Linked DNA regions of Homo sapiens: region 1 is linked to region 2. The links are chromatin loops, found by intact Hi-C in ENCODE. Cell type or tissue: CD4-positive, alpha-beta T cell. All regions are shown on one strand. Each heading gives the region's core, and the rest is flanking DNA. Links, peaks and the distances in the headings are about the cores only.

Evidence for each region. Peaks named below come from ENCODE experiments on the same cell type or tissue, not always from the same donor. Only the 100,000 strongest peaks of a DNase experiment are listed, where the experiment ranks them.
Region 1: it touches region 2 in a loop (6-fold over the local background); 4 of 110 quality-filtered maps call a loop at or near these places.

The regions. Positions count from the first base shown.
Region 1 is chr2:25,944,759-25,960,368 of GRCh38, forward strand. It overlaps KIF3C (kinesin family member 3C), which reads right to left. Exons shown (of 8, transcript NM_002254.8): 2 at 11,585-11,686; 3 at 10,783-10,905; 4 at 9,509-9,627; 5 at 7,031-7,147. Among named protein-coding and RNA genes, the nearest start is that of KIF3C, 30 kb to the right of the region's middle. In CD4-positive, alpha-beta T cell, for the core only: CTCF peaks have their summits at 6,440 (motif pointing right) and 6,639; a DNase peak (open chromatin) is centred at 6,433.
Region 2 is chr2:26,738,252-26,753,861 of GRCh38, forward strand. No RefSeq gene overlaps it. Among named protein-coding and RNA genes, the nearest start is that of SLC35F6, 18 kb to the right of the region's middle. RefSeq lists enhancers at 1-183, 184-684, 4,200-4,705, 11,794-12,541, 14,786-15,533 and 1 more. In CD4-positive, alpha-beta T cell, for the core only: CTCF peaks have their summits at 7,664 (motif pointing left) and 7,863; a DNase peak (open chromatin) is centred at 7,660.

The DNA of each region.
Region 1 (15,610 bases), core at 2,474-10,473, 800 kb before region 2:
GGTTAAGTTATGAATATACTTAACCATAATTTCGGAAAACCTTGTAAATCTATTTATAGCTTTAAATTTTCAATATAAGAATTTCAGGGAGGCCGGGCACTGTGGCTCACGCCTGTAATCCCAGCACTTTGGGAGGCTGAGGTGAGTGGATCACCTGAGGTCAGGAGTTCAAGATCAGCCTGGCCAACATGGCGAAACCCCGCCTCTTCTAAAAATGCAAAAATTAGCCAGGCGTGGTGGCGGGCACCTGTAATCCCAGCTACTCAGGAGGCTGAGGCAGGAGAATCACTTGAACCCGGGAGGTGGAGGTTGCAGTGAACCGAGATCACACCATTGCACTCCAGCTTGGGCAACAAGAGCAAAACTCTATCTCAAAAAAAAAAAAAATTTAAGGGAACACTGTCCAATTGGTATTCATTTAGAAGAGTTGCCAACACAAACTTACAAATGCAAAGTGGAAGCAACTATATGCAGATTTAAATTAATGGGCATAATGAGTGTGTGTTAGGACTAATTCTTTGCAAAGAATCTTGGAAAAGAAAACACTATAAAAGCTGCTCTACTTTATAGTCTGGTAGTTAAAAATCCTGTCCTTTCACAGCTGCAGCCTGGGTTCAATAATTCTTGGTCTGGGTAGTCCCTTTACAAAGGATAAAACTAAGGCCAGGTTCGGTGGCTCAAGCCTGTAATCCCAGCTACTTAGGAGGCTGAGGCATGAGAATTGCTTGAACCCAGGAGGCGGAGGGTGCAGTGAGCCAAGATAGTGTCACCGCACTCCAGCCTGGGTGACAGAGTGAGAATATCTCAAAAAAAAAAAAAAAAAAAAAAAAGAATAAAATTTAAGGCCAGTTGCATGCAGTGGCTCCTGCCTGTAATCCCAGCACTTTGGGAAGCTGAGGTGGGAGGATTAGCGTGAAGCCAGGAGTTCAAGACCAGCCCAGGCAACACAGCGAGCTATCATGGTGCCAGTGCACCGCAGCCTGGGTGACAGACGAGACTCCATCTCAACAACAACAGCAAAATAATACAACTTAACACTATGGAGGTAAATTTAAAGCAAATAGTTTTTGGATGTGCACGGTGGCTCACGCCTGTAAATCCTAGCACTTTGGAAGGCCGAGGTAGGAAGATCACTTGAGGTCAGGAGTTCAAAACCAGCCTAGCCAACATGGCGAAACTCCGTCTCTACCAAAAATACAAACAAATTAGCCGGGCATGGTGGTGGGTGCCTGTAATCCCAGCTACTCAGGAGGCTGAGGCAGGAGAATTGCTTCAGCCTGGGAGGCAGAGGTTGCAGTGAGCTGAGATCATGCCACTGCACTACAGTCTGGGTGACATAGCGAGATTCCGTATCAAAAAATAAATAAAATAAAATAAAATAAATAAAAATAAAGCAAATAGCTTCTGAGGAAAAATCAGAGTTTTCCAGGTTTCCACTGGCAAAGAACTGACTCTCTTTTCACAACTTTCCCTGCTCAAGGACAGTGGGAAGAATCACAGAGAGGAAAGGTGGGGGCCAGGTGAGGTGGCTTGTGCCTATAATCCCAGCACTTTGGGAGGCCAAGGTGGGCGGATCACTTGAGATCAGGAGTTCGAGACCAGCCTGGCCAACATGGTAAAACCCCATCTCTACTAAAAATATAAAAATTAGGCCGGGCATGGTGGCTCACGCCTGTAATCCCAGCATTTTGGTGGGCGAGGTGGGCAGATCACGAGGTCAGGAGTTCGAGACCATCCTGGCCAACATGGTGAAACCCAGTCCCTACTAAAAATACAAAAATTAGCTGGGCGTGGAGGCACATGCCTGTAATCCCGGTTACTCAGGAGGCTGAGGCAGTAGAATCACTTGAACCCGGGAGGCGGAGGTTGCAGTGAGCCAAGATCGCGCCACTGCACTCCAGCCTGACGACAGAGCTAGACTCCATCTCAAAAACAAAAACAAAAACTTGGCTGGGTGTCGTGGTGTGCACCTGTAATCCTAGCTACTCGGGAGGCTGAAGCTAGAGAATTACATGAGTCTGGGAGGTGGAGGTTGCAGTGAGCCGAGATCGCGCCACTGCACTCTAGCCTGGGGACAGAGCGAGACTCCATCTCAAAAAAAAAAAGAAAGAAGGCTGGGCGCAGTGGCTCACGCCTGTATCCCAGCACTTCGGGAGGCCGAGGTAGGCGGATCACCTGAGATCAGGAGTTCAAGACCAGCCTGGCCAACATGGTGAAACCCTGTCTCTACTAAAAATACAAAAAAATTTAACCAAGTGTGGTAGTGGGCGCCTGTAATCCCAGCTACTGGGGAGGCTGAGGCAGGAGAATTGCTTGAATCCGGGAGGTGGAGGTTGAAATGAGCCGAGATTGTGCCATTGCACTCCAGCCTGGGCAACAAGAGCAGAGAGCATTAGAATCCTTTAATAAAGAGCACAAACTTGCCTTTAAAGCAGAAGATCAGGGTAAAAAAGACAATGGGCTAGAAATTGGCAACATTTACACAATAAAGAAAGATCTGTATTCTAGCAAGCTTCTTTCTTTTTAAAAAGTTACTACAGGGGCCCGACGCAGTGGCTTGTGCCTGTAATCCCAGCACTTTGGGAGGCCGGGGCGGGCAGATCACGAGGTCAGGAGATCAAGACCATCCTGGCTAACATGGTGAAACCCTGTCTTTACTAAAACTACAAAAAATTAGCCGGGTGTGGTGGCAGGCACCTGTAGTCCCAGCTACTCGGGAGGCTGAGGCAGGAGAATGGCGTGAACCCGGGAGGTGGAGCTTGCAGTGAGCTGAGATAGCGCCACTGCACTCCAGCCTGGGTGACAGAGCGAGACTGCCTCAAAAAAAAAAAAAGTTATTATAGGTATTACTGTAAAAATTAATTAAAGTATGCTGTTTTAAGGTAGCTATTTTAATTTTTAAAATCTGTGAATGGTTTTTTTCAGCATATACAAACCATTTTAACCCTCAAAAGGAGAAAAGTTTATGTATAAAAAAAGAAAAGATGGTGGAAAGTTCAAATCCAATTGTTAGTAAACACTACTACTAGCTAGGTGGAATTTTCATTCTTTCTATGTTTATTTAAATTTTCCATAATGAAAACATTGTTTGCAATTGAAGTAAGGGTTACTTAAAAGGAAGAAAGTAAATTAAAAAAAAATTTTAGAGATGAAGTCTCATTCTGTCGCCCAGGCTAGAGTACAGTGGCATGATCCTAGCTTACAATAGCCTGGGCTCAAGCAATCTTTCTGCCTCAGCCACCAGAGTAGCTGGGATTACAGGCATGAACACCTGGTGGAAGAAAGCAAACTTTTAAAAAACATTTAAGAAAAAATGAGCTGGCCATGGTGGCGACTGCCTGCTGGTTCAAGCTACTTGGGAGGCTGAGTGGGAGGATCACTTGAGCCCAGGAGGTCAAGGCTGCAGTGAGCTGTGATCACACCACTGCACTCTAGCCTGAGTGCAGACAGAGATAGACTCTGTCTCAAAAATAATACAAATAAATAAATAACATAAATAAGGAGGGGAAGTCCAGGCTGGGTGGGGTGGCTCATGCCTGTGATCCCAACCCTGGGAGGCAGTAGGAGGGGGATCGCTTAAGCCCCGGACCTCACGACCAGCCTAGGCAACAAAGTGAGACCCTGTCTCTACAAAAGATAAAAAATTTAGCTGGTGTGGTGGTGCATGCCTGTGGCCCCAGCTACTCAGAAGGCTGAGGCAGGAGGATCACTTGAGCCCAGGAGCCCGAAGCTGCAGTGAGTTATATACTCCAGCCTGGGTGACAGAGTGAGACTCAAGAAAAAAGAAAGCAAGAAAGCAAGCAAGGAAGTAAGGAAGAAAATAAAGAAAGGGAGAAAGAGAAAGAAAGAAAGAGAAAGAGAAAGAGAGAAAGAGAGAGAGAAAGAGAAAGAGAGAAAGAGAAAGAGAGAAAGAGAGAGAGAAAGAAAGAAAGGAAGGAAAGAAGGAAGGAAGGAAGGGAAAGAAAGAAGAAAGGGAAGGAATGAAGGGAGGGAGGGAGGGAGGGAAGGAAATTCATAATCATTATGCAGAAAGCTCATTCGAACTTCAGGTAAAGCACCTGCCACACTTTGAGTCTGGATCATGTGCTTGAGGCAGTCAAGTCAAAATTGCAGAGTGTTTTGAGAAATGAATAAATTCCTCTGAAGCAAGAAACTGCTAAACTCAAGTCAAAATCCCTTCTCAGTTCCACATTAAAGGAGACCAAAGAGTCATGACAATTAAATGAAATGCATGACTGCAGGTGGGGAGGGAGGGAAATCATCATAAAGGACATTGGCAAATTTTAATATTGCCTATATAATAATATTGTGACAATACAAAATTTCCTGAGTTTGATCATTGCACTGTGGAACACGAATGTTCTCATTTTTCGGAAGTACAGGTAAAAGGTCAAAATGTCTGCAACTTAATCTCAAGTGGTTGGGGGAAAGTTAAAGCAAGATATGGCAAAATGTTAATAATCTGGTGAAGGGTATACGAGAATTCTTTATACTATTCTTGCAATTCTTGTTTTCAAAATAAAAAGCTGACGTGGCCAGGCGCAGTGGCTCACGCCTGTAATCCTAGAACTTTGAGAGGACAAGGCAGGCAGATCGCTTCAGCCCAGGAGCTCGAGATCAGCCTGGGTAACATGGCAAAACCCTGTCTCTACAAAAAATACCAAAAAAAAAGAAAAAAAAATTAGCTGGGAGGAGGACCACATGAGCCTGGGGAGGCTGAGGTTGCAGTGAGCTGTGATTACACCACTGCACTCCAGCCAGGGTGACAGAGTGAGACCCTGTCTCAAACAACAACAACAACAAAAGTTAATGCACACCTTCTCAAAGCCTCTCCCATCCCACAACTAGTTGAGCACATTGGTGGCACTACTACATCCAATGTAAAGAAATTCCTTCACCTGCAAACTTTAAACTCAAGAACTTTTCTAAGGACTGGTGCAGTGGCTCATGCCTATAATTCCAGCATTTTGGGAGGCTGAGGCAGGTGGATCACTTGAGCTCAGGAGTTCAAGACCAGCCTGGCCAACATGGTGAAACCCCGTCTCTACTAAAAATACAAAAAATTAGCCAGGCGTGGTAGCATGCACCTGCAATCCCAGCTACTGGGGAGGCTGAGGCTCGAGAATCGTTTGAACCCAGGAAGCGGAGGTTGCAGTGAGCCAAGATCACACCACTGCACTCCAGCCTGGGCGAAAGAGCAAGTTTCACTGCAACCTCTGCCTCCTGGGTTCAAGTGATTCTCTTGCCTCAGCTTCCCCAGGAGCTGAGACTGCAGGTGCATGCCACCACACCCGGCTAATTTTTTGTATTTTTAGTAGAGACGGGGTTTCACCACGTTGGCCAGGCTGGTCTCAAACTCCTGACGCCAAGTGATCCACCCGCCTCGGCCTCCCAAAATGCTGGGATTACAGGATTACAGGCATGAGCCACCATGCCCAGCAGAAAGACCTTTTCTTTTCTTTTCTTTTTTTTTTTTGAGACGGAGTCTTGCTCTTGTTGCCCAGGCTGGAGCGCAATGGAGTGATCTTGGCTCACTGCAACCTCCACCTCCCGAGTTCAAGAGATTCTCCTGCCTCAGCCTCCCTAGTAGCTAGGATTACAGGCGCCTGCCACCACGCCCAGCTAATTTTTTTTTGTATTTTTAGTAGAGATGGGGTTTCACTATGTTGGTCAGGCTGGTCTCAAATTCCTGACCTCAGGCCATCCACCTGCCTCAGCCTCCCAAAGTGCTGAGATTACAGACTTGAGCCACCACGCCCAGCTAGAAAGAACTTTTCTAAGCATAAGATAACCCTTCAGAGTGAAGCCTCGCCAGCATCCAACTCCAGCAAATGTCATTGGAGCAGTGGTTTTCTAGCCTGGCTTCAAATGCAGAATCACAAAACCTAAGACCTGGGACCCTTTAAATCAGACTCTCTGCAGGTATTCTAGCTCCAGCCAGGGTGGAAAACCTCTATGACAGCTGATGTACTATTGAGAATCTCTACCTAGATTGGAAAGGTGGATTGTAGGTGCAAAGTAATACCATTGAAAAGTCCTCTATTCACGTGCTTGCCACTTACAAACTTATGTGGTATCACCTTAAGTAAAATCAGCCTTTAAGAAAGATCAAATAGGCATCTAAGCTATAGTTGTTAAAAAAAAAAAAAAGAAGAAGAAAAGAAAAGGAAGAAAGGAAAAAAAAAATAACCAAGTAGGCATCTGATGCTTCAGTGAGAAGCTGTAGACCTCTTGCTAGCTTCCCATCCCAGATTTAGGGAGACTCTTGCCCTATTTTAACATTAATATTCTAGAGAGAGCAAATAATCTCCAGGAAGGTGCATTGGTGTCCAGCCTCCTAAGCACCTCTCTCTATATATTTGCAATTAAGGGCCCATGGTTCAGCCGGGCAAGGCCTCACTCTGTTGGGATGTTCTTCATGGCCACCAGCAGAGGGAGCCACACACCCAGCCAATGGCCGCAGCTGCACCCAAGGACTAGGACATGGAAACAGGTGGAAATGCTGAAATCACCCGGATGAGCGAGCGCACTGAGATTGGATCACAGCTCTATCACATCATGATCTGATTACTTATTTCCCACTGGACTGTGAGCTCGGACCATGTCTAATTTATCTTCTGTCTCCTGAGTCTTGCACAGCATCCGGCACACAGTAGCGCTTGGCAAATATTAACTGTGGTTGCTATTTCGGGCATCTGACAAATGAATATTCACCAGACCTGGCCAGATGTTAGCATTCGCTAGGATTGTCAAGAGGCTGAGATGCTCTTCCTCCCTCCCGAGATCCCTCACAAGGTATTTTCTGCATCCCAGGCCAATGAGACACTTTTTTTCCCAGAACACCCTTCCATCATAGAGACCCCTACAATTAGATCCTGAGAAATTCATCCCCCATCGGCATCCTCCCCATCTTTTCCCCAATCCACAAAACATCTGTCTCCCTGCAGGCAAGGCCTCAGGCCCCTCACCAGCCCCGACCTGGAGTGGACCCACAAGTCCCCCAGCCCAGACAGCTGGGTTAGAGACTCACACGCCGGCTGGCACCAGTGGCTGGAACTTCCACTGCTCCTCCTCACAGTCCAGGAAAAGCCGGTTCATGATCTTGTTCTTCTCCTCCGGCGGGATGAAGTTCTCGATGATTAGGTACCTGGGAGCAGGAATGAAGGAGTGATGGGAAAATGGGTGAGCGAGAGACCACGTGGTGCATGTGAGGGTTGAAGGATTAGAAGCAACAAGCCAAGAGGCAGAGGGGGCTGGGCACGGTGGCTCACGCCTGTAATCCCAGCACTTTGGGAGACCAAGGCGGGCGGATCACGAGGTCAGGAGATCAAGACCATCCTGGCTAACACAGTGAAACACCATTTCCGTCTCTACTAAAAATACAAAAAAAAATTAGCTGGGCGTGGTGGTGGGTGCCTGTAGTCCCAAGCTACTCAGGAGGCTGAGGCAGGAGAATGGCATGAACCTGGGAGGCAGAGCTTGCAGTAAGCTTAGATCACACCACTGCACTCCAGCCTGGGCGACAGAGTGAGACTCCGTCTCAAAAAAAAATAAGTTAATTAATTATTTATTTATTTTAAAAAAAGAGGCAGAGGCAATGTGGAGGTGGGGAAAATCAAGAAGTTAAGGGGAAAGGATCCCTACAGAAATACTGCAGCTTGAAAAATCACTGCTTCTAACAGGTACACAAAATTAGAAAAATGAATAAATACTTTTATTTGATAGCACAATAGGGTGACTATAGTCAATAACTTAATTGTATATATATGTGTGTGTGTGTGTGTGTGTGTGTATATATATATATATTTTTTTTTTTTTGAGACAGTTTTGCACTTGTTGCTCAGGCTGGAGTGCAATGGCACGATCTCAGCTCACTGCAACCTCCACCTCCTGGGTTCAAGTGATTCTCCTGCCTCAGCCTCCTGAGTAGCTGGGATTACAGGCACATGCCACCATGCCTGGCTAATTTTTGTATTTTTAGTAGAGATGGGGTTTCACCACGTTGGCCAGGCTGGTCTCAAACTCCCGACCTCAGGTGATCCACCTGCCTCAGCCTCCCAAAGTGCTGGGATTACAGGTATAAGCCAGCAAATTGTATATTTTAAAATAACTTAAAGAGTGTAACTGGATTATTGTAACTTGAAGGATAAATGTTTGAGGGGATGGATACCCCATTCTCCATGATGTGCTTAGTTCACATTGCACACCTGTATCAAAACATCTCATGTGGCCAGGCGAGGTGGCTCATGCCTGTAATCCCAGCCCTTTGGGAGGCCGAGGAGGACGGATCACCTGAGGTCAGGAGTTTGAGACCACCCTGGCCAACATGGCGAAACTCCATCTCTACTAAAAATGCAAACATTAGTCAGGTGTGGTGGTGGGCGCCTGTAGTCCCAGCTACTCAGGAGGCTGAGGCAGGAGGACCGCTTGAACTTGGGAGGTGGAGGCTGCAGTGAGCCAAGACTGCACCACTGCACTCCAGGGTGGATGATAGAGCAATATTCCATCTCCAAAAAAAAAAAATCTAATGTATCCCATCAATATTAATATATGCAACTACTATATACACACATTTTTTAAAATAATTTTTAAAACAAATTTAAAAATAATTTTTTTTTTTGAGACAGAGTCTTGCTCTGTCGCCCAGGCTGGAGTGCAGTGGCTCCATCTCAGCTCACTGCAAGCTCTGCCTCCCAGGTTCACACCATTCTCCTGCCTCAGCCTCCCAAGTAGCTGGGACTACAGGCGCCCGCCACCACTCTCGGCTAATTTTTTATATTTTTAGTAGAGGCGGAGTTTCTCCGTGTTAGCCAGGATAGTCTCGATCTCCTGACCTCGTGATCCACCTGCCTCAGCCTCCCAAAGTGCTGGGATTACAGGCATGAGCCACTGCGCCCGGCCTTTTTTGTTTTTGTTTTTTTTTTTTTTTTGAGACGTTGTCTCGCTCTGTCGCCCAGGCTGGATTGCAGTGGCATGATCTCGGCTCACTGCCACCTCCACCTCCCAGGTTCAAGCAATTCTGCCTCAGCCTCCTGAGTAGCTGGGATTACAAGTGCGCGCCACCATGCCCGGCTAATTTTTGTATTTTTAGTAGAGATGGGGTTTCACCATGTTGATCAGGCTGGTCTCAAACTCCTGACCTCAGGTGATCCACCTGCCTCGGCTCCCAAAGTGCTGGGATTACAGGCATGAGCCACTGCGCCCGGCCCTAAAAATAATTTTTAAAAAATTTAAAATCACTGATTCTTATGCAAAGATGGTAGCCTCAGGGCCTTCGGAGTTACTTTTGGCCAGCACCTAGCGTCCATTTTGAGGGGTTCATCAAATACAGGCAGAGGAGGTAGAAGAAACTCCAGCACGTGGGCCCATCCCTCAGCCCTCAGACGCATTTTATTCCTAAAGGACTCATGGGAGAGGAGACAGTCAGGATGAGGCCTTAGGGGAGGAGAGGCCTGAGTAATGATGGCTGGCTGTGGGGACCCGGGATGAAAAGAGCTGCGGGCCCTACTTGAGCTTGAGTTCGCGGGTCTGCTCGTTCTGCGCCTCCTCCAGGTCCTGCCGCACGCGGATATACTCATCATGCTGGTCCTGGATCTCCGCCTTCACCGCCTGCAGCTTGGCGTAGAGCTGGGTGGGGACAGGTGCCACTCAGAGGCTGCTTGGTGTGGCAACGAGGCCCCAGTCACCCAGCCTGGGCCGCAGGGCTGCAGGCTCAGAGTCTACCGACTCAGCCCAGGATGAGGCTGCGGGTCCTTTTCTGAACTCCCCGCTGTGCCCAACCCACCACGAATTGGGCTGGGCTATTTAAAGTGGTGCCCCGCCCTCCTTCACTGAGGCCTGTGACCATTGTCTGCTCTTTCTCAGCTGCTATCAGCATCGTGGAATGTTCAAACGGGAGGGGACCCCAGGGACCTTTTGGTCCAATACCCTCCTTTCATAGATGAGGAAGCCAGGCACAGACTTGCTCAAGGTCACACAACCAGCCAATAGAAGAGCCGGAACTAGGACCCGGGGCTTATTTGGAGACCCAGCTCAGGAAGCAGGAAGCCTGAACGAGTTTGGAAGGTGACCCCTCCCACTCCAGTCTCTTCAGGGGCTCTCAAAAGTGGGGTGTGGAGGTAGCATGGCCATCCTGCTCCTCTCCAAAGCCACTGAGGGCTGGGTCCGTGGTAACTGCCACAGTGGCAGTGCCTCTGCCAGGCCTGCCCCTGGGCAGCCACATCACCCACCCCGAAGGGCCTCCAGGTTTTTCCCAGAATCCAAGCTAGAGCTTTGCTGCTTCCTGCCCTAGACCCCCCTCACATGTACATGTCTTTCCCTTGCCACGGGCTTTGCAGGGTTCTGGTGAGCGGCTATTCTCATCCCTTGACATGTCCTTGAGGGCCTTACACTCCCCACCTGAGCTTCCCGGGGTTCCAGTCTCCTCCTCAGCCTCTCTGTATTCCCCTGGCCCTGCTCCAGGCCCAGCTATCCCAACTGTGACTCACTGGTGACACTGAACGGGGTAATCACCCAGGACCATGAAGATGGTAACGCTGGATACTGCAAGTGACAGAGTTTGCAGCCTGTCATAGCCCACCCTGGCCCAGGAGAAAAGGCTCTACTCCACCCCCAGCCCCCGCCTCCTGCCTCCCCCTGTTGCTCACCCCCGAGGCCAAGCCATGTCACTCAGGGGTTCAGCAGTTCCAGCCAAATGGGGAGGAGTCCCTGAAGCACACATCCCTTGGGCAGAGACTGCTGGGCCTCCAGCACACCTTAACCGGTCCTGCTGCAGCGTCTCACCTTCTTGAGTTTCTTGGTTTTGACCTCCACCTCCTGCTGCAGGGATGTGTAGGTGCCCCGGAGCTCCATAGTCTCCTCGTCCCGGAGCATCATCTCCTGCTGCATCTCCCGCTCACGACGTTTCTAGGCCAAGGACGGGCAGTGTGGCTCAAAGGAGCAGTGCATACTCGGGAGGGCCAGGAAAGCTCAGGGGACTGGCTCACTCTGCCTGTCTCGGGACCTGGCTTCACCATGGCCCATGGCCCACATCCACTGCTCCCACCCAATCCTGCAGAGCCCCTGGGAACCCTCCTCTCAGTTCCCAGGGCCATGCCTTTGCCAGGCTCTGCCCCATGTGGATGGAGACCCCAGCCCCTAAGAGCTGGCCTACTCCAGAGGCGTTAGTCACACAGATGGAGGCACATCACACTGCCTTCCAAGCTGCCTCACCCTCTCCCCAAGTAGTATAATGGTTGATTGGTAAGACCAACAAACTGTGGCTCTTGATGATTTAGGGAAACAGTCATACAGTTGGCAAAGAACTCACACCACCTTGTGGAAGGCCCAGGAATTAGTACCAGGTGGCTTGTGGAGGCTGATGTTATGGAGAGCTATCACGTCCTCTCGCCCACCAGCTAGCAGTGCCCCTGCCAAAGGGAAGACCCTGGGCTAGTAGACCTGTGGGACCCAGGGTGGCATGTCTGAGATTCTCAGCACTGTAATTCCAGAGATCCAGAGTCCACCATGGTTTACGGCCCTGCACCTCCCAGACATGAGCTGCAGGCCACACTCTCCAAGGGGACCTGGCACCTGGAGGCCCTACCTGCTCGGCAATCTCCTGCCTCTTCAGTTCCAACATCTTCTGCTGTTCGTTGGTGTGATCCATGATGTTCCTGCCCCCGATGAGGAGCTTGCTCTCCATGGCCTGGGGACACAGAGGGGTTGGGAGGTGGGCTTTGCAAAGGGTCCACAACATTGCTAGCTGGAGAGATTTTGCTTCCCTGCTCTGTGGTCCTTCTGGGAGTGGACACCAGATGTGTCCCAGATGGGGCCTTGTGGCTTTCAGGGAGAATGGAGTTTTCCCCTCTAGTGTCTCAGGTCCCAGCACAAGGCTCTTATTGTCAGCAGGAACACTAGGGAGGCACAGAGGGTGCCCCTCGGGGAATCTAGGGCAACTGGTCTGTTTGCTTTGGGTACACAGGAAAGGTTGGTCCACCAGGGCTAGGAGGAGGATGGGGGTGGCAACCTAATCCTGGCAACCAGGACCCAGCTGGTGTTGAGGATTGGGAAAGATAAGATACAGTCACCAGGTAGCCCAGCCTTTAGCTAACTGGCTTCCAACTCAGGAAGACAGCTCTCAACACAGGCAGCAGGAAAGGGTCTAAATCTTCAGCTGATGTGGAAAGCAGAAGAAAAGCCAAAGGGAGCAGACTGCACAGCAAGAAGGAACAGCACGGGCCCAGCACAGCAGGAGCTTTGGAGAGGGCCGGGAAGACTTGGTTCTACCCACTTACCTCGAGGCTTTGGGCAAATTAATCCCTTCAGGTCTGTCATCTACAATATTGGAACACCGCCTATGTTCCAGGATGGCTGGCAAACATTTGTGGAGCGCTAAGTATCTATTAGATGCTGAGCTAAGCCTTTAACACCATGGTTTCCATCCCCCCCTAAGAGGGACTATTCTCCTCCGCATTTAATAAATGAAGACATTGAGAATGACCAGCCTAAGGCCATGCAGCTATTGAGTAGCAAAGAGGAGAGATTTGAACCTCGTACCCCCAGTCTCACTCTGTGAAAGCCCCTAGTCAGTGCTTTGGAATCTGAAGCTGAAATAATGTCAGATTTGTGTAAACTGTGACTACATAAAATGTATTTTCAAGAGGGTGCTGTCGGCAGCCTTTCAAAACCTATTCTGGTTTGGGGGGGTGCCCGATTTGAAATTTTAGAAAATGAAAATAAAATAAGAAGAAGGTGCTGTCCCAGGGTACCCAGTTGTCCTCTGGCTTCATCACGGGCCTCCTGGAAGGTTGAAATCACCTTGAACCAGTGGAAAAAGCTGGCTGCTTCTCCACTGGAATTTTTCCCAGTGGAAACAGCTGACCTACCTGAGGGATCTCAAAGCAGGGGGTGCTGTCAGACTTGGGGAGCAGGAGACCACCTGTAAGAGCCACATCATTGGGAACACAGCCAGACAGGGGTTAACAGTGGCTTTTGGGAGGTCAAGGAATGGGCTGTGTGAGGCTTTGTCACCCAAAGACGCTGAGCAAGTTGGGCCCGCCAGAGAGGCACGAGCTTCATTCCAGCCCCACACAGCCTCAGAGGCCAAGGCAGGAGGAAGAGGCCTTGAGCCCTGGAGGCTGTCCATGCTGCCACACTGCAGCCGCCTGCGCTCCTGGTTAATGATCTCCCCTCTTACCGCATTGCCTTGCCACAGACCTAAACCCATCCTAGGCTCCTCCTTCACACTCCAGGTCAGCATTTGCAGGACCATGAGAGGGAAGAATCCCTTACACTGCATCCTCAGCGACTCACCTGCCTCGCCTCATCCCTGCCCTGCCTCTCATCCGTTGCATCTGGCCAGTGAGTCAAGGCCATCAAATCTGCTCCTCAGTGCGGCTCCCACCACCCCCCATTTTTCATTCTCACTGCTACCTGCTGGCTTCATTGCAGCCCCCACAACTCTCCTGGACCACTGCTGTGGTCTCCCCACTGCCTCAGTGTCCCCTTCCACCCCTCTGCCACATGACACCCAGGCAGATCCACTAAAAACACAACCCTGGGCTGGGGACGGTGGCTCATGCCCGTAATCCCAGCACTTTGGGAAGTTGAGGTGGGCGGATCATCTGAGGTCAGGAGTTCGATACCAGCCTGGCCAAAATGGAGAAACCCCAGCTCTACTAAAAAGACAAAAATTAGCTGGGTGTGGTGGCGTGCACCTGTAGTCCTAGATACTCAGGAGGCTGAGGCAGGAGAATCGGTTGAACTAGGGAGGCAGAGGCTGCAGTGAGCCGAGATCACGCCACTGCACTCCAGCCTGGGTGCCAGAGTGAGACTTCATCACAAAAAACAAAAAACAAAAAACAGCACAACTCTGAATGCTTGCTCCTTGGCTTCAAACTACTGAATGGACCTCCATTCCTTACAGGATGAAATCCAAGGTCAGCTGCAGTGACAGGCCCCGGGAGCTGGCCTGGCCTCCCGGTTCCTCTTACTATTCATGCTCTGCGTATGCTCTGTACTCCAGCCTCACCAAGAGAATTCCAGCTCCCTGGGGGCCCGGTGCGGTGGCTAGCGCCTGTAATCCCGGCACTTTGGGAGGCCAAGGCAGGCGGATCACCTGAGGTTGGGAGTTCGAGACCAGTCTGACCAACATGGAGAAACCCCATCTCTACTAAAAATACAAAATTAGCTGGGCATAATGGCACATGCCTGTAATCCCAGCTACTCAGGAGGCTGAGGCAGGAGAATCGCTTGAACACGGGAGGCGGAGGTTGTGGTGAGCCGAGATCACGCCATTGTACTCCAGCCTGGGCAACAAGAGCAAAACTCCGTCTCAAAAAAGAAAAAAAAGAATTCCAGCTCCCTCAATGGGCCATGGCATTTCACAAGCACCTGGGTTCCTCCTCCCACTCCACATCTAACTGGAAAACTGCCACTTTTTCTGCAAGACACACCTTGACCATTGGGAAATTTTCCCTGATCCCCTTGAAATTGCTCTTTCGGGCCCCCTCAGTAACCAGGCCATATTCCTACTATTTCTCATAATAGAATAATTATTCATTTACATGCTGTCCCCCCTGTGAGCTCCCTCATGGCAGCAGTCATATCTTACTCATATCTCTGGGTCCCTGGACTTAGCTCAGTGCTTGGCAGATAACAAGTGCTCAATACGTATTTGATGAACCAAACAGAATCCTTGGGGGTTGTCCCAGAGTGGGTTCCAGGTCCCTTCCTTGGGCTCTCTTTTTTTTCTGCAGTGGCGCGATCTTGGCTCACTGCAACCTTCACCTGCCACGTTCAAGCGATTCTCCTGCCTCAGCCTCCCACGTAGCTGAGACTACAGGCACATGCCACCACACCCAGCTAATTTTTCTATTTTTAGTAGAGATGGGGTTTTGCCGTGTTGGCCAGGCTGGTCTCGAACTCCTGACCTCAAGTGATCCGCCTGCCTCAGCCTCCCAAAGTGCTGGGATTACAGGTGTGAGCCACTGCACCCGGCCACCTTGGGCTCTCTTTATCCCAGTTTCTCCTCCCATTCATCAATCCACACTCACTGTCATGGGGCCCGATCATCTGGGGAACCTGGCAGGAGGGGTGGGGTGGGTGTGAGAGAAAAGAGAAGAACCACATGGAGGAGGCCCCTACTGTTGTGGACCATGGATACCTGATCCCCTAACTACTGGGTCACAGGTCTTCAGGAGCCTGCTGTCTGGCCTGGCCTCTGAATCTGGGACACGCTTGTCCATTTCAACCCTGAGACCCTTCATTTTCCCCAGCATTTTATGTGGCTCTAGCATTCTTTATTCTTTATAATCAAAAGACACTTGCTCTCAAATATCACTGCATGTTAGAAACACCTGGGGAGATTTTGTAACACTCCAGAGCCAGGTGTGGTGGCTTATGCCTGTGGTCCCCATTGTTTGGGAGGCTGAGGCAGGAGGATCGCTTGAGCCCAGGGGTTCAAGATCAGCTTGGGCAACATAGCAACGCCCTATCTCAAAAATAAATAAGCAAATCAAATAAGAAATTCAGACCTAGTGAATTGAGATCCATATTGTACTGAGATTCCCAGGTAATTTGGATGCACATAAATGTCTGAAAAGGACTGGTGTAAGGGGCATGCATATTA
Region 2 (15,610 bases), core at 4,067-12,066:
ATCCCCATCCAGAGGTGAGGAGACTGGGGCTCAGGGAGGTCACCTTACTTATCCAAGGTCACCCAAGTGGCAGAACCAGGTTTCGAATCCAAGGCCACATGGCTCCACCTTCCACATCCATCCAGCCACCACAGTCTCTGGCCCTTGGGGCCACATTGTTTTCTTTGCCTTCCCAGGTGTGCCCCCCAACCTCATCCCTGCCCCTGAGCAAATGGGGATCCCAGATGCTGCTTCAGCAGCTTCTGGAAGGCAGAGTAAGCCAGAGCCCATCCCTTCCTGATCCTCCCTTCCCAGAGGGAGCAGCAGGTTGGTGGGGTGACATCAGGCTGTGGGGGAGCCACTTCATTGTTCCTGAGACCGAAGTGATTTGGAGTTAATCTCCAAATCTGGTGCCACAGACACAATAGGAACCCACTGCCACCGCCCCCTCCAGCCTTATCATGGTGAACAGATGGGCAGACCCCTCTCCGGGGTCTAAGTAGGGCATTGCTGAGGTTGCTGGGAGGCAGGGAGGGAGGCCAGTTGGCCATGGTGGGGGAAGGGGACAGTGGAGACAGTAGGGGTGGGACAAACCCAGCCCCACCCCACCCTTCCCTAGCCCCCCAGGGTGGATGGGATTCAAGCGTCAGCGCTCTGCTGCCACAATGGGCTGGCTCCAGCAGATCCTCAACACGCATTTCAGGGGACCCATGCACCCAGTCAGGCGACCATACAGACAATGCTTCAGGTCCTTTCTAGCTCCAAATTCTGTAGCCTAAGCTCACCGGAGCTGAGGGTCTACAAACTTACCACTTGAATTCCAGAATGAGGCTTGGGCAGTGCAGAGCCCAGCACCCCCAGGTCCTGAGCAGGCCCAGCCTCTGCCATTGGCCCTCACTGTCACAGGAGCACAGCATTAACAGAGAAAAATGAAGGAAGCCAACTGTTAAAGCCAAGGGCCCCTAGGAACTGTGAGTCCAATGCTTCATGTTTCAGAAGAGAACAGTAAGACAAAGAGGGGAGGGAGGACGGGCGCGGTGGCTCACGCCTATAATCCTAGCACTCTGGGAGGCCAAGGCAGGCAGATCACCTGAGGTCAGGAGTTCGAGACCAGCCTGGCCAACATGATGAAACCCCGTCTCTACTAAAAATACAAAAAAGTTAGCCGGGCGTGGTGGCGGGTGCCTGTAATCCCAGCTACTCGGGCGGCTGAGGCAGGAGAATCACCTGAACCCAAGAGGTAGGGTTGTAGTGAGCCAAGAATGCACCATTGCACTCCAGCCTGGGCGACAAGAGTGAAACTCCGTCTCACAAAAAAGAGGGAGGGAATGGGCCTCTGGGCTCCCTGGCTAGCGCTCTCCCCTATCTGCACCAGCTTCAAAACTCTATCTGTAACAGGCCAAAACTGGAAACAGCCTGCGTGTCCATCCACAGGGAAATGGATACATTAGCCGGGTATATGTGTGGCAAGGAATACAATACAGCCATGAAGAGGAAGAAGCTATTGAAACACACAAAAAGCAGAAGGAGTCAGACAAACAGGGGCACATATGGAAGGATTCCATTACTCTAAAGTTCCGGAAAACAGAAGCTAATCTAGAGGGGCAGAAAGCAGATGAACAGTTGCCCTGGCCCAGGGGAGGAGGCTGGGATTAAAAAGGTGAGCAGGCCAGGCGCAGTGGCTCACGCCTGTAATCCCAGCACTTTGGGAGGCCGAGGCGGGTGGATTCCTTGAGCCCAGGAGTTCAAGACCAGCTGGGCAACATAGTGAGACCCAATCTCTACTAAATAATCAAAAAAATTAGCCAGGTGTGGTGGCACGCACCTATGGTCCCAGCTACTCAGGAGGCTGAGAAAGGAGGATCACCCGAGCCCAGGAAGTCTAGGCAGCAGTGAGCCATGATTGTGCCACTGCACTCCAGCCTAGATGAGAGTGAGACACTGTCTCAAAAAAAAAAAGTTGAGGGGGCAGGGGGCGGGGAGCAGGAGGGGAGCAAGGGAAGGTTTGGGGCGAAGGATGCATTTGCTCTCTGTTATGGCTTCACATGTATATACATCTGTCAACTTACCAAATTCTGCATTTTAAATATGTGTAGTTTATTTTATGTCAGTTTTATCTCAAAGAAGCTGTTTAGGAAAAAACAAACCATAGAGGCTTTGCACACGGCCCAGCAGATGAGCTAAGCACTCCCACCTACACCCATTTTGTTCTGATGGCCACGGTAGGGGGTGTAAGTCCCCCATGCCTCTTTATGAGAGGGTCAGCGGGGAGGCCATCAATGCTTCTGGTCAACTTCTGCCCACCCCAGACCAGGCCAGCTGTCGGCACAGGTGTCGCTAGTGTCACTCGAAGCTGGACACATATCAGTATATGGATGTAACAAGCAACCATGAGGTCCCCATGGGGTGTTGCTGGCACAAGCCAGACATCAAGCAAAGGTCAATGGGGCAGGAGCTAATCTAAAACACTGTGCCTCTGCCTAGGCAAACAGGGTCTCTCAGGCCCTAGCAGGCTGAGGGTAAATGGAAAATCCCCAGAGCCCATGAAACCCCATTTCTTTGGCTGTTTCTTCGCCTATTAAAATTACTCTCCCATCTTTTTCGAGGAGTCCCAAAGGGTCTCATCCCATCTAAACCACTATGGGGTAACCTCTGCCTAGGCTGGCACGCACACCAGGGTGAGGGACAAGGCGCCATGTGGCCCAATCGTTCTGCCACCTGCCGCTTGGGGCTGGAGCTGCTCAAGGAGACAGGCTCCTCCTCGCCTACAGCTGTCAAGACAGGCGGACCATCCTGCTGCTCAGGCTGCAGAGTCTGCCCCAATGAGCACAGTCCTCAAACCCCACCCACCTACTGTGACACTCCCTCCTGCAACTTCAGAGCATGTTGTCTGGTGCTCCAAACTTTCGTGGTGGGTTTAGTGAAAACGCTTTGGATTTGTACTCACAGCCCCCTCTCTGTGACTTAGCCCTCTCTCCTGAGTGCATGAGGACTGGGCTGTGTGGCAGGAACCATACAAACCTCAGTGCTATGCTCTGCTATGCTTTTATTTCCCTTGTGGTCTGCCTGCTTCCCTTCAGATGAGGCTGGCCAAGAAGCACCACAGACCCTGATGCAAAATTGCCCCTAAAGCACTTCAGCCCGACCAGTCAGGTCTGCATTCCTGGATAAGCCCAATGCTGACCCCATGGGGACCCCCACTCCCTTCTCCAGTACTAGGAGCTGGGCCCCAGGGAGGGACTTGGATAGGACCCGCTCGTGTCTGCCACCATGAGTGTGAGCACAGGGCTGATGGAGCTTTGCAGAGAGAAATGAAGGTCAAGGTGTGTGGGCTGAGTGCCAAGTGAGACAGAGAGGGCTCCAAGGCTGGGGAGGTGTGGACATGGGGCCGGGGCTGGGCCTGACTGAGCCTGGAAGGAATGGTGGGATCTAGCACATGGCAACAGCATTTCAGGTGTAGGAAATTGAGCAAAGGCCCCATAGGGGAATGTTCCCAGAGTGCTGGAGAACAGTGAGAAGAGCCCGGGGATCTCCTTAGGAAGGGGAGGGAGTGGGCTCCATGAGTCCGGGGCTGTGTCCATCTCATTTGTGGTTTTATCTCTGGAGCTTCATGCCATACCTACACTTAATAGGCATCAAAGATGGTTGTGAAAGTGTGGGGAGGAGGGAAGGAGTAAGGAAAGGCAGGGGAGAATGGAAGAGACATTGGAGGCATCCACCAGACAGGATGTTCAGCTCTTAGCTGTTACTCACAGGCAACAGGGAGCCAGCAAAAGTTTCCGAGTGGAGGAAAATTTCATGGAATTTAGAGTTTCTAGAAGATTCACCTGGCATCACTCACTCCTGACAGATGTTCGTAGCCCAATGCCTGCGCTCTGTAAGATCACTCTCTCTACACCAGCCTAGGCAGGGGAACGGCAGGAGGGCACATAGCAAGCCCTTCTCTGTGGGCTGGGAGGGCCCGGGATGCCCCAGCTGTTGCTTCCAGAGCTGAGAACAAGCTACTCCCCTGCCTGGCAGGGAGGCCAAGGAGAGCCTGTGGCACAGCCAAGGGAGAAGATTGTCAAAACACTGTAATGGAATCTTCCGGGCTGTCCTCAGCCTCGCATTTGCACAGCGGCCTCCAACTCAAGAATCAGATGTCCTGATAGTCATGCCAGTGGCCTCGGTGGCCCCAGCAGCCCTGCCTTCAGGGCAGGGAGCAGGAGCCGTGACGGGCAGGAGTGTGCTGAGGCTGGGATGGGCCAGTACCACCTGTCCACCTGGCTCCCTCACCACTTAACAGCTTAGGAGCCTCGGAAGGCCCACAACCCACCCCTAGGACGCCACCTCCCATGGGGTCAGCCCATGGCTGGGAGTGGTTGGGGCTCCAGGATGCTGAGGGCAGATCACTGCCGGGGCCAGGCTGCTGTCAGGCCATCCCAATCCAAGCATCAAAAGTGAACAGCAGCTCCCACTTCCCCCTGCTCTGGGCTGCAAAAATGGACCTCGTAATCGACCATACCAGCACAGTACTTACTTTCTAGTGGACCCTTCCTTCTGTCCACTCTCTGAACCTGTGAGGTGGGCAAGGCAGTCAAAATCGTGCCCACTCTGTGAATGAGGGCTTCATGCTTCCACTAGGCCAGTGGACCTGTCTAAACCCCACGGCTAAAATGCTTAGGAAGGGGGAGCTTCGGCTCCCCAGCCAGCCTCAAAAAGGGCCCTCAAAGCGTGAGGAATGGATCTTCAGTGGAAATGTACAGAGTCTCACAGTGGGACCAAGTATGCCTGCCTTTATAGAAAGGACCTACAGGGACCACCTCTTCCTCCCCTCCATTTGCTAATAAGGAGGATCGATACAGAAAGCTCAGATAAGCTCAGAGTCACACCAGAAAAGTAACAGAGCCAGGCTAAAGCCAAAAAGCCACTCTGATTTGGACAATCATGGAGAGGACTTCTCCCCTTCCTTCTGGTTGGTTCATGGTGAAAAATCTGACCATGGCATTCAGACAAAGCCTCATGTTCATGAGGAGACCCTGAAAGCAGTCAGGAAGTCAGCCGAGGTCCCCAGGGGACACCTGCAGCAGGGCCATGAAGGATGACATGGTTCCCCTTCCCTGCCTCAGTCAGCACAGAGCAGAACAAATCCTCATGCAAGATTTGGCCAGAGCTGGAAGGAGCCCCAGAGGCATCTCAGCCTGCCTCATTTCACCCCTAGGGAAACTGAGGCCTGATAAGGACCCAGGAGGCGGTCATGACCATCTGTACTTTCAGTTGCCATAAGAGACCAACAATCCGGGAGCGATCGGGACAGGTGAGCCAAGGAGGTCCGCAGCAGGGGCAGGGGTATGTGTGGGTACTGTTACAAAGGGCATAGGCCTAGCTCACTACCTCCCCTATTCTCACAGCGCAAGAGACACTCTGAGGCCTGTTGCCCGAGGGGCCTGCGGGCCAAGTTCAGATGATCTAATACAAGGAAGAAAACCACTACCTCTGTTGAGTTTCTATCAGATGCCAGGCAGGAATCACCATGCCCAACTTACAGGTGAGGCCCAAGTGGCTGAGTGACTTGTCTGAGGTCGCCCAGGAGGTAAGGAGCAGAGCTTGGACTGCAAATGCAATGTTCTCCCACTCCACCTCCTTCCCCTCAGACCTAGAGGCCGCCCTGCTACTGCTATTTGCTTTGGGATAGTGTTGCCCTACCTGCCTGCTCAGCCTGCACCCCTGAGGTAGGGCCCTGTGGCCCCTGAGCCAGCTCCCTCCCATCCATGCTCTGGGGTCTTTCCATGTCCTTGTCATCCCCCAGCCCCTGCTGGAGGGCTGAAGCAGCTGGAACTGCTTTTTCCCACCAGGCCTGTCAGGACCAAGTCACCAGACCTACTCTCTCGAGAATCACTGCGTAATGGCCACTGGGAATCTGCATTTTAACAGGAAAGTTCTGGAAGCACTGTTTTGGAGAAATAAAGACTGGGATCTGCTGCTCTCAGGAAAGACTTTAGTTCTGTTTTTGAGGAAGGAAAACCAATTTCCACTCTATTCCACTAGGGCCAAAGCCAGCTGATATGCCCCCTTGATGGAATTAACAAGGAGCCTCTTCCAGGAGGTACAACCTCATGTGGTGGGCAAAGAGCCCCTTTCCGTGGGGGGATAAAAAGATTTCCCTTCCTATAAGCACATAGTTCCAAGATTCCTTCAGCTGAGAAAGTGAGGAAGAAGTGCAGAGGCCTGAGGCAGACACTCCTCCCACTTGGTCACTTTCACTCCGGAGAAGAGTGTCCCACTGCAGCATTTATCCTGCCGGCACCCCTCCCCACTAACACCAATCTCTGCTCTGGAGAAAAGGTCGCTTTGCCCGGAGTCGCTAAAAATCACACATTAACAGCCCTAGTGGTTTCCAGCAGTTTCAATGCTGGCTTCAGCCAGAAATGTCTTAAAAAGGCCACCCGCTCTTTTTAATCCATAGCATTTATATTTTATAACATTTAAACAGAACCATTTTAAGGCAAAGATACATAGGACTTTCCTCACATGTCCACATAAAAAGGAAAAACCAGGAGATATCTATTAGGTTGGTGCAAAAGTAATTGCGGTGTTTGCCGTACATTAGACAACTAGGGAATTCTTTCTGAGCCCAGCAATGATCAGCTCCTACAGAGTACCGCTGCCTCACACGGGGGATCTCCCTCCTCCAAGAAGCCCTCGTGCCTACCCTCTGGGCTAGGAGCCTGGATATCAAGCCCCAAGAAAAGGTGTCCTCTGTAGAGGCAGCTTCCCCGTTACCCATAGACATAACAGCTACATTTACTGAGCTTTCTAATGTTTCAAGAACAAACACTATTAAAAGAATGACAATCAATATCACAGGTGACAGAATTACCCCATTTTACAGATGGGAACAAGCTCAGAGAGGTCAACAGACCTGCCCGCCCCTGATTCCACAGCCCATGCCCTTCATGGCTCTCTGCCCCAGCCAAGGCCTCCCCAGCTCACAGGGAGGCTGAAACCTCCTGCCAGCCTGCAGTCTTGCCAGCCTCTTACGCTAGGCCACCCTGCCCTCCTGGTTGAGGGCACTTGACTGTGTCCTCCACCATCTGACTCCTGGAGAAACTCAGCCCTCAGCACCTCTTTTTGTTTTATGCAGCTCCCTGAATCACACCCTTTTTGATGCTTTCTTTTTTTTTTTTAATAGAGATGGGGGTGCCAGGTGGGGTGGTTCATGCCTGTAATCTCAGAATTTTGGGAGGCGGAGGCGGGTGGATCACTTGAGGTCAGGAGTTTGAGACCAGCCTGGCCAACGTGGTGAAACCCCGTCTCTACTAAAAATACAAAAAAAAAATTAGCCGGGCATGGTGGCACAGGCCTGTAATCCCAGCTACCTGGGAGGCTTAGACAGGAGAATCCCTTGAACCCGGGAGGCAGAGGTTGCAGTGAGCCGGGATTGCACCACTGCACTCCAGCCTGGGCAAGGAGCAACACTTCGTCTCTAAATAAATAAATAGAGATAAGGGACTTGCTATATCACCCAGGCTGGTCTCTAACTCCTGGGCTCAAGCAATCCCCCTACCTCGGCCTCCCAAAGTGCTGGGATTACAGAAGTGACCTTTTTGATACTTTCAATATTAAAATTCCCTCCAGTGACACCCATCATTTGTAAAAGCTGGATGGGCCCAGCCTCATCTCACTTTGGAAGCAGGGTCAGAGCGCCATCTGGTGGCTGTCTAGTGAGCCTTGTATTGGCTGAGCAGCAGAATCAGAGCCTGAGATCTGGAAGGCCCCTAGGAGTCAGGTGGTCCAGCAGAGGTTCAGAGATGGGAAGTAACCCACCTAAAGGCACATGGCAAATTAGAATCCATCTCCAGGACCATAACCCAGCGTTTGGGCAATAAGACTGTGCTTTTCGAATTCCCCTGGTGTTTCGGAGAAGCTGCATATCTGGAGCCATATCTGATAGTTGTGAAGTGCAAGTAGAGACAGTCCTATTCTCAAGGTGCACCATCTTCCTGGCGTGGCATCCTTTATTCTGCTTATCATTTTGAATAGGTCAATTTACACATGGTATAAAATTCAAAAGGCACAAAAAGGATATGCAGTGAAAAGTGAGTCTCTCACACCCTAGCCCTCTACCACACAATTATCACTTTCCACATCTCCACCCAGAGATTTTCTCTATATTTACAAGTATAAAATATACATATATTTTAGCTTTTACATAAATAGTAGCATATCATACGCAAGGATTTTTCTTTTCTTTTTTTTTTTTAGACAGGATCTCACTCTGTCACCCAGCCTGGAGTGCATTGTAGTGGTGTGATCTTGGCTTACTGCAACCTCCAACTCCCAGGCTCAAGTAATCCTCTCACCTCAGCCTCCCAAGTAGCTGGGACTAAAAGTGCATGCCAGTATACCTGGCTAAATTTTGTGTTTTTTTGTAGAGACAGGATCTTGCCATGTTGCCTAGGCTGGTCTCGAACTCCTGCATTCAAGCGATCTGCCCACCGTGACTTCCCAAAGTGCTAGGATTACTGGCGTGAGCCACTGTGCCCGACCTTACATGGGGCTCTTAACAACACATCTTGGAGATCATTGTCCATCGCACATGAAGAGCATCGTCATTCCTTTGTAAAGCAATACTGTATTCCCTGCATGGCAGTACATGGAGGCGCCATAACGTATTTAACTACTCTTCTTTAGATGGAAATGTGGGTGGTTCCCAATTCATTGCTATGAAAAACACGTAGGGAAAACATGTTAGAATAAATTCCTGGAAGTGGAATTGCTACAATTATCAGTTTTCATTTTGGTCTCACAGACCAGAAAACCCAACATAATAAAAGTTTAATTATGTAAGGCCTCATTATCTCATAGCAAACAAGCCTAGAAGACAGTTCATGGGCACATGGTAGCTCCAGGCTGGGAGAAAGGATATGAATATGTTAACTGTATAGATATTACCAAATCGCCCTTCTCAGAGGCTGAACTGTCTTGATTTCCACCATCAGTGTACAGCGTTTCCTTACAGTCAGACCAAGAGCACATTATCATACTTTGTTTGAAATTTCCCAGCTGAACAGGTGAAAATGATACTCATTGGACTTTTATATCACTTTTGCAGGTTCAACCTCCCAGACTCAAGCAATCCTCCCACCTCAGACTCCCAAGTAGCTGGGACTACAGATACATGCCACCACACCCAGCTAATTTTGTTGATTTTTTTGTAGAGATACCCTTCTCACTTTGTTGCCTAAACTGGTCTCCTGGGCCCAAGCAATACTCCCATCTAAGCCTCCCAAAGTGCTAGGATTACAGGCATGAGCCACCATGCTCGGTCTTATATTTTTTTCTCTCTCTGTTTTTTTTTTTTCACAGGGTCTCACTTAGTTGCCCCAGCTGGAATGCAGTGGTGCAGTCTTAGCTTACTGCTGCCTCTGTCTCTTGGGTTCAAGTGATTCTCTTGCCTCAGCCTCCCTAGTAGCTAGCACTGCAGGTGTGTGTCGCCACACCCGGCTAATGTATTTCTCTTATTATGAGCACTGTTGAGCATCTTTCCTGGGCCTAAGAGGTACTTCTTTCCCCATGGATTGTCTCGTTATATTCATTGTCCATCTTGCTTTTGTGTTTTTGGCCTTGTTTGTATTGATTTTTTGTTAACAGCTTTATTAAGATACAGTCCACATACCATAAAATTCACCCATATGAAATGTACAATTCAGTGGTTTTAGTATGTTTACAGGGCTGTGCAACTGTCATCACAATCTAATTTTAGAACATTTTGTCTCCCTTTCAAAAGAAATCCAGTACCCATTAGCAATCACCCCCACCATGCATATACCATACACCTCCATGCCTCCCCCACCAAACACCCCCACACCTAAGCAATCACTAATCAACTCTCTGTCTCCATAGTTTTGCCTATTCTGAACATTTCATATAAATGGAATTATACAATATGTGGTCATTTGTGGCTGGCTTCTTTCACTTCACATAATGGCTTCAAGGTTCATCTGGCCGGGCAAAGTGGCTCATGCCTGTCATCCTAGCACTTTGGGAGGTTGAGGCAGGCAGGGCCTGAGCTCAGGAGTTACCAGCCTGGGCAACCCGGTGAAACCCCATCTCTACTAAAATGCAAAAAATTAGCTGGGCATGGCAGCATGCGCCTGTAGTCCCAGCTACTCAGGAGGCTAGGGGAAGAGAACTGCTTGAACCCGAAGGTGGAGGTTGCGGTGAGCCAAAATCGTGCCACTGCATTCCATCCTGGGCAGCAGAGCAAGACGCCATTTCCAAATAAATAAATAAATAAATAAATAAATAAAGTTTCATCTATGTTGTACCATGTATCAGTACTTCATTCTTTTTTATTGTTGCATGATGTTCCATTGTATGGCTACGCCATACAGACTTCTTCATATGTCAAGGAAATTCGACCTGTGTCTGTGGTGTGAACTGCAAATATTTTTCACAGATTGTCATATATCTTTTATTTATGCTTTTTTCCCCATGCAAGTTTTTTTTATCACACGCAGAAGACCTTTCCTACTCCAGAACTATTATAATGTCTTCAAAATGGCTCTTCCACATTCCTTTCTAGAGATTTCACAATTTAATTTTTTTATTCCAGTCACATCTTTTATCCAGCTGGAATTTATTTTGGTGTAAGGTAAAAGGTGGGAATCTAAACTTTTTTTTTTCCTTGAGACAGAGTCTTGCTCTGTCGCCCAAGCTGGAGTGCAGTGGCACAAACTCGGCTCACTGCAACCTCCGCCTCCCAGGTTCAAGCATCTCTCCTGCCTCAGCCTCCCGAGGAACTGGAATAGCTGGGACTACAGGCGCATGCCACCATGCCCAGCTAATTTTTGTATTTTAATAGAGATGGGGTTTCACTATGTTGTCCAGGCTGGTCTTGAACTCCTGACCTCAGGCCATCTGCCTGCCTCGGCCTCCCAAAGTGCTGGGATTACAGGCATGAGCCACCGCACCCAGCCTCTAAGCTTATTTTTCACAGATATCTACCCAGTTGTCCCAATAACATTTAAACAATCCCCACTGATTTGAAATGCCACATTTGTATTGTATTTATTAAATTTCTGCTTGTGTTAGGGTGCATTTCTGGACTTCCTATTCTTTCACGGTTACTCATCTGTCCATGGACCAGTACCACAACATAAAGATCTATAATGCTTAACTTTATATAATGGAAAATTTCAAATATGCAAAAAATTGGAGGACATAGTACAGTGAGCCTCCATGTACACATAGCTCAGCTTTAACAATCACTGGCCGGGCATGGTGGCTCATGCCTGTAACCCCAGCACTTTGGGAGGCCAAAGCAGGCAGATCATCTGAGGTGGGGAGTTTGAGACCAGCCTGGCCAACATGGTGAAACCCCGTCTCTACTGAAAATACAAAATTAGCTGAGTGTGGTGGCACGCGCCTGTAATCCCAGCTGCTTGGGAGGCTGAGTCAGGAGAATTGCTTGAACCCAGGAGGTAGAGGTTGCAGTGAGACTAGATCACGCCACTGCACTCCAGCCTGGGCATCAGAGCAAGACTACATCTAAAAAAAAAAAAAAAAAAAGGCAGAAAAACAACAAAAAAACCAATCATCAACTTTCTGCCATTTATGTCTTCTAAGGGCTTTTTTTCCCCTCTCTATTTTTGTGGGGAAAAGAGAGATCAGATTGTTACTGTGTCTGCGTAGAAAGAAGTAGACATAAGAGACTCCATTTTGTTCTGTACTAAGAAAAATTCTTCTGCCTTGAGATACTGTTAATCTGTAACCCTACCCCCAACCCTGTGCTCCCTGAGACATGTGCTGTGTCAACTCAGGGTTAAATGGATTAAGGGCTCTGCAGGATGTGCTTTGTTAAACAAATGCTTGAAGGCTGCATGCTTGTTAAGAGTCATCACCACTCCCTAACTTCCAATACCCAGAGACACGGTACACTGCTGAAGGCCGCAGGGACCTCTGCCTAGGAAAGCCAGGTATTGTCCAAGGTTTCTCTCCTTGTGATAGTCTGAAATATGGCCTCGTGGGAAGGGAAAGACCTGACCGTCCCCCAGCCCCACACCCGTAAAGGGTCTGTGCTGAGGAGGATTAGTAAAAGAGGAAGGAAGGCCTCTTTGCAGTTGAGATAAGAGGAAGGCATCTGTCTCCTGCTCGTCCCTGGGCAATGGAATATCTCAGTGTAAAGCCCGATTGTATATTCCATCTACTGAGATAGGGGAAAACCGCCTTAGGGCTGGAGGTGGGACATGCTGGCAGCAATACTGCTCTTTAAGGCATTGAGATGTTTATGTATATGCACATCAAAAGCACAGCACTTTTTTCTTTACCTTGTTTATGATGCAGAGACATTTGTTCACATGTTTACCTTCTGACCTTCTCTCCACTATTATCCTATTGTCCTGCCACGTCCCCCTCTCTGGGAAACGCCCAATAATGATCAATAAATACTAAGGGAACTCAGAGGCCGGGGCCGGCGCGGGTCCTCCATATGCTGAGCGCCGGTCTCCTGGGCCCATTTTTCTTTCTCTGTGTCTCTTTCTTTTTTGTCTCTCATTTTTTTGTCTCATTTTTTGTCTCTGTGTCTCTTTCTTTTCTAAGTCTCTCGTTTCACCTAACGAGAAACGCCCACAGGTGTGGAGGGGCAACCCATCCTTTCAATTTTCTTCTTTCATTCTTACTTTCTTTTTTTTTTTTTTTTTTTTTTTGAGACATGCTATCACTTTGTTGCCCAGGCTGGAGTGCCAGGGTCTCACTCTGTCACCTAGGATCATGCTTAACTGAGGCCTCAACCTCCCCAGGCTCTGGTGATTCTCCCACCTCAGCCTCCCAAGTAACTGGGACTACAGATCCGTGCCACCATGCCCGGCTAATCTTTGTTTTGCTTTTGTAGAGATGGGGTTTTGCCATGTTGCCCAGGCTGGTCTGGAACTCCTGGACTCAAGCGATCTTCCCACCTAAGCCTCCTGAAGTGCTAGGATTTCAGACATGAGCTCTGTGCCTGGTCTAGAGGATTTTAAAGCAAATAATTTCACCTATAATCAGTTCACTCTCTAACAGCTAAGGACTTTTTTCAAAAACTGTAATCACGATACCTCATCACAACTGTGGTAAGAAGAATGATGGCCTCCTGAAGATGCCCACGCCTTAATTCCCAAAGCCCAGGAATAAGTTGCCTAATGTGATGAAAGGGACTTTTCAGATATAGATCTTAAGATGGGCAGAGTATTCGGGATAACCCAGGTAGTGCCAATGTAATCACAAAGGTTCTGTGGAGGCAAGAGGGTCAGAGTCAGAGGAGATGTGACTAGAGAAGCAAAGGTCAGAGTGATGTGGGGCCAGCAGCCAAGGAATGCAGGCGGCCTCTTGAAGCTGGAAAAGGCAGGGAAATGGATGCTCCCCTAGGGCCTCCAGAAGAAGCACAGTTCAGCCAATACATTGATGTTAGTCCAGTGACTGAATTTCAGACTTCTACCCACCAGAATTGTATGATAATAAGTTTCTGTTGCTGGAAGTCACTCACTCTGTTTGTGGTAATTATAGCAGCAACAGGAAGCTAATACAACCAATAAAACTAGCGAGAGAACTTGTTCTATAGATCATTTTTACTTTCTCCCAAAAGTTCAAAAAAATCTTTTTTTTTTTTGTGAGGTGGGGGTCTCACTCTACTGCCCAGGCTGGAGTACAGTGGCACGATCATGGCTCACTGCAGCCTCAACCTCTCCAGGCTCAGGTGATCCTCCCACCTCAGCCTGGGACTACAGGCACGTGCCACCATGCCCAGCTAATTTTTTATCTTTTGTAGAGATGGGGTTTCACCACGTTGCCCAGGCTGGTTTGGAACTCCTGGACTCAAGTGATCCTCCTGCCTCGGCCTCCCAAAGTGCTAGGATTACAGACGTGAGCCATCACGCCTGGCCAAAAATATCTTTTTACAGTTCATTGGTTCATAAGTTGTATTACTTTAAATGTAATTAAGCATTTGTAGGGCCAGTGAATTTTTTTATTACTATCAGGTTTAAACTAGTTCATATAAATCTAAGCCAAATAAATAAATACAGGGAGTTGACTAGCTCACAGTCATTTGCTATTGACCTGAGCAAGTCACCTTCTTTCTGGGCCTGGGTTTTCTATTCTGAAAAGCGGGGGGTTGGATAAGAAGTTATGTCAGGGGCAATCCACGCCTGGGCTTCATGAGACCTGGGAATACCCTGAAACTGTATGCAAAAGAGGAAAGTGTTCTCAATCTGTCTGTGCTCCGAATTTTCTAGATGTGTGTTAAATACAGGGCTGGGTGCAGTGGCTCACATCTGTAATCCCAGCACTTTGTGAGGCCAAAGGACAAGGATCATTTGAGCTCAGGAGTTCAAGACCAGCTTGGGCAACATAGCAACACCCTGTCTCTATTTTTTTAAAAATAACACATTTTTTAAAAAATTAAAAAAAGAGAATGGTGTTAAATACAGGAACCTAGGCTTCCCTAGGGTGAAGGCCATGTCCAAGGGGGCTGGTATCAATTTAGAGATGTAACTGAGTCAGAGGGAGAAAATATCGTAAGCTTAGTCAACAGCATATTAGAAAGGAAAATGTGCCTGAGATGCACTAATTCAATTAGCTGTTGTCATAGTCACTGTCTCTGAGCAAGGGCTCTGAGCTGGATGCCAGACCAGCAGGGTGCCAGACTGAGAAATGAAATGCAGGATACATATCTAATTTGAATTTTAGACAAATAATGAATCATTTTTTACTCTAAGCGTAACTGTAATAGGTTAATTGCCTGACACTCCTGTCAAATCAATACACCCAGACACGGGGTTGCAGCAGAGAAAGAGGTTTAATACAGGTCCACTGAGAAGACAGGGAGGAAACTTCAAATCTATCTCCCCAGGGAGTCAGGGGCTGGGGGTTTTTTGTTGTTTGTTTTTTGTTTTTTTTGAGACAGGGTCTCTCTCTGTTACCCAGGCTGGAGTGCAGTGGCGCAAAAATGGCTCGCTGGAGCTCGACCTCCTGGGCTCAAACAATCCTCTGCCTCAGCCTCCCATACAGCTAGTATCACAGGCGTGTGCCCATGCCTGGTTAAAATTTTTTTTTTTTTAATAGAGACAGGGTCTCACTTTGTTGCCTAGACTGGTCTCCTGGGCTCAAGCAATCCTCCCACCTTGGCCTCCCAAAGTGCTGGGATTTCAGGTGTAAGCCACTTCGCCTGGCCTGGGGCTAGGGTTTTTAAGGGTTTTGGAGAGGGCTGAAGTGGGGAGATCGTTGATTAGGCAAAGAGTGCATGAAGTCATGGGACAAGGAAATGAAGAAACTATTCTTATGTTGCTTTCATTCCTCTGTGGAGGTCTTCAAACTGGTTGGCATCAGCTGTTTCACTGGAATTCAGGGACCTGAAAAACATCTTAAGCAATTCTTAAACAAAACCCTTATGATTCTTTTTTTTTTTTTTTTTGAGATGGTCTCACTCTGTTGCCCAGGCTGGAGTGCAGTGGCACAATCATGGCTCACTATAGCTTCAACCTCCCCAGGCTCAGGTGATGCTCCTACCTTAGCCTCCCGAATAGCTAGGACTATAGGCACAAATCCACCACACCTGGCTATTTTTTGTATTTTTTGTAGAGACGGGGTTTTGTCACGTTGGCCAGGTTGGTCA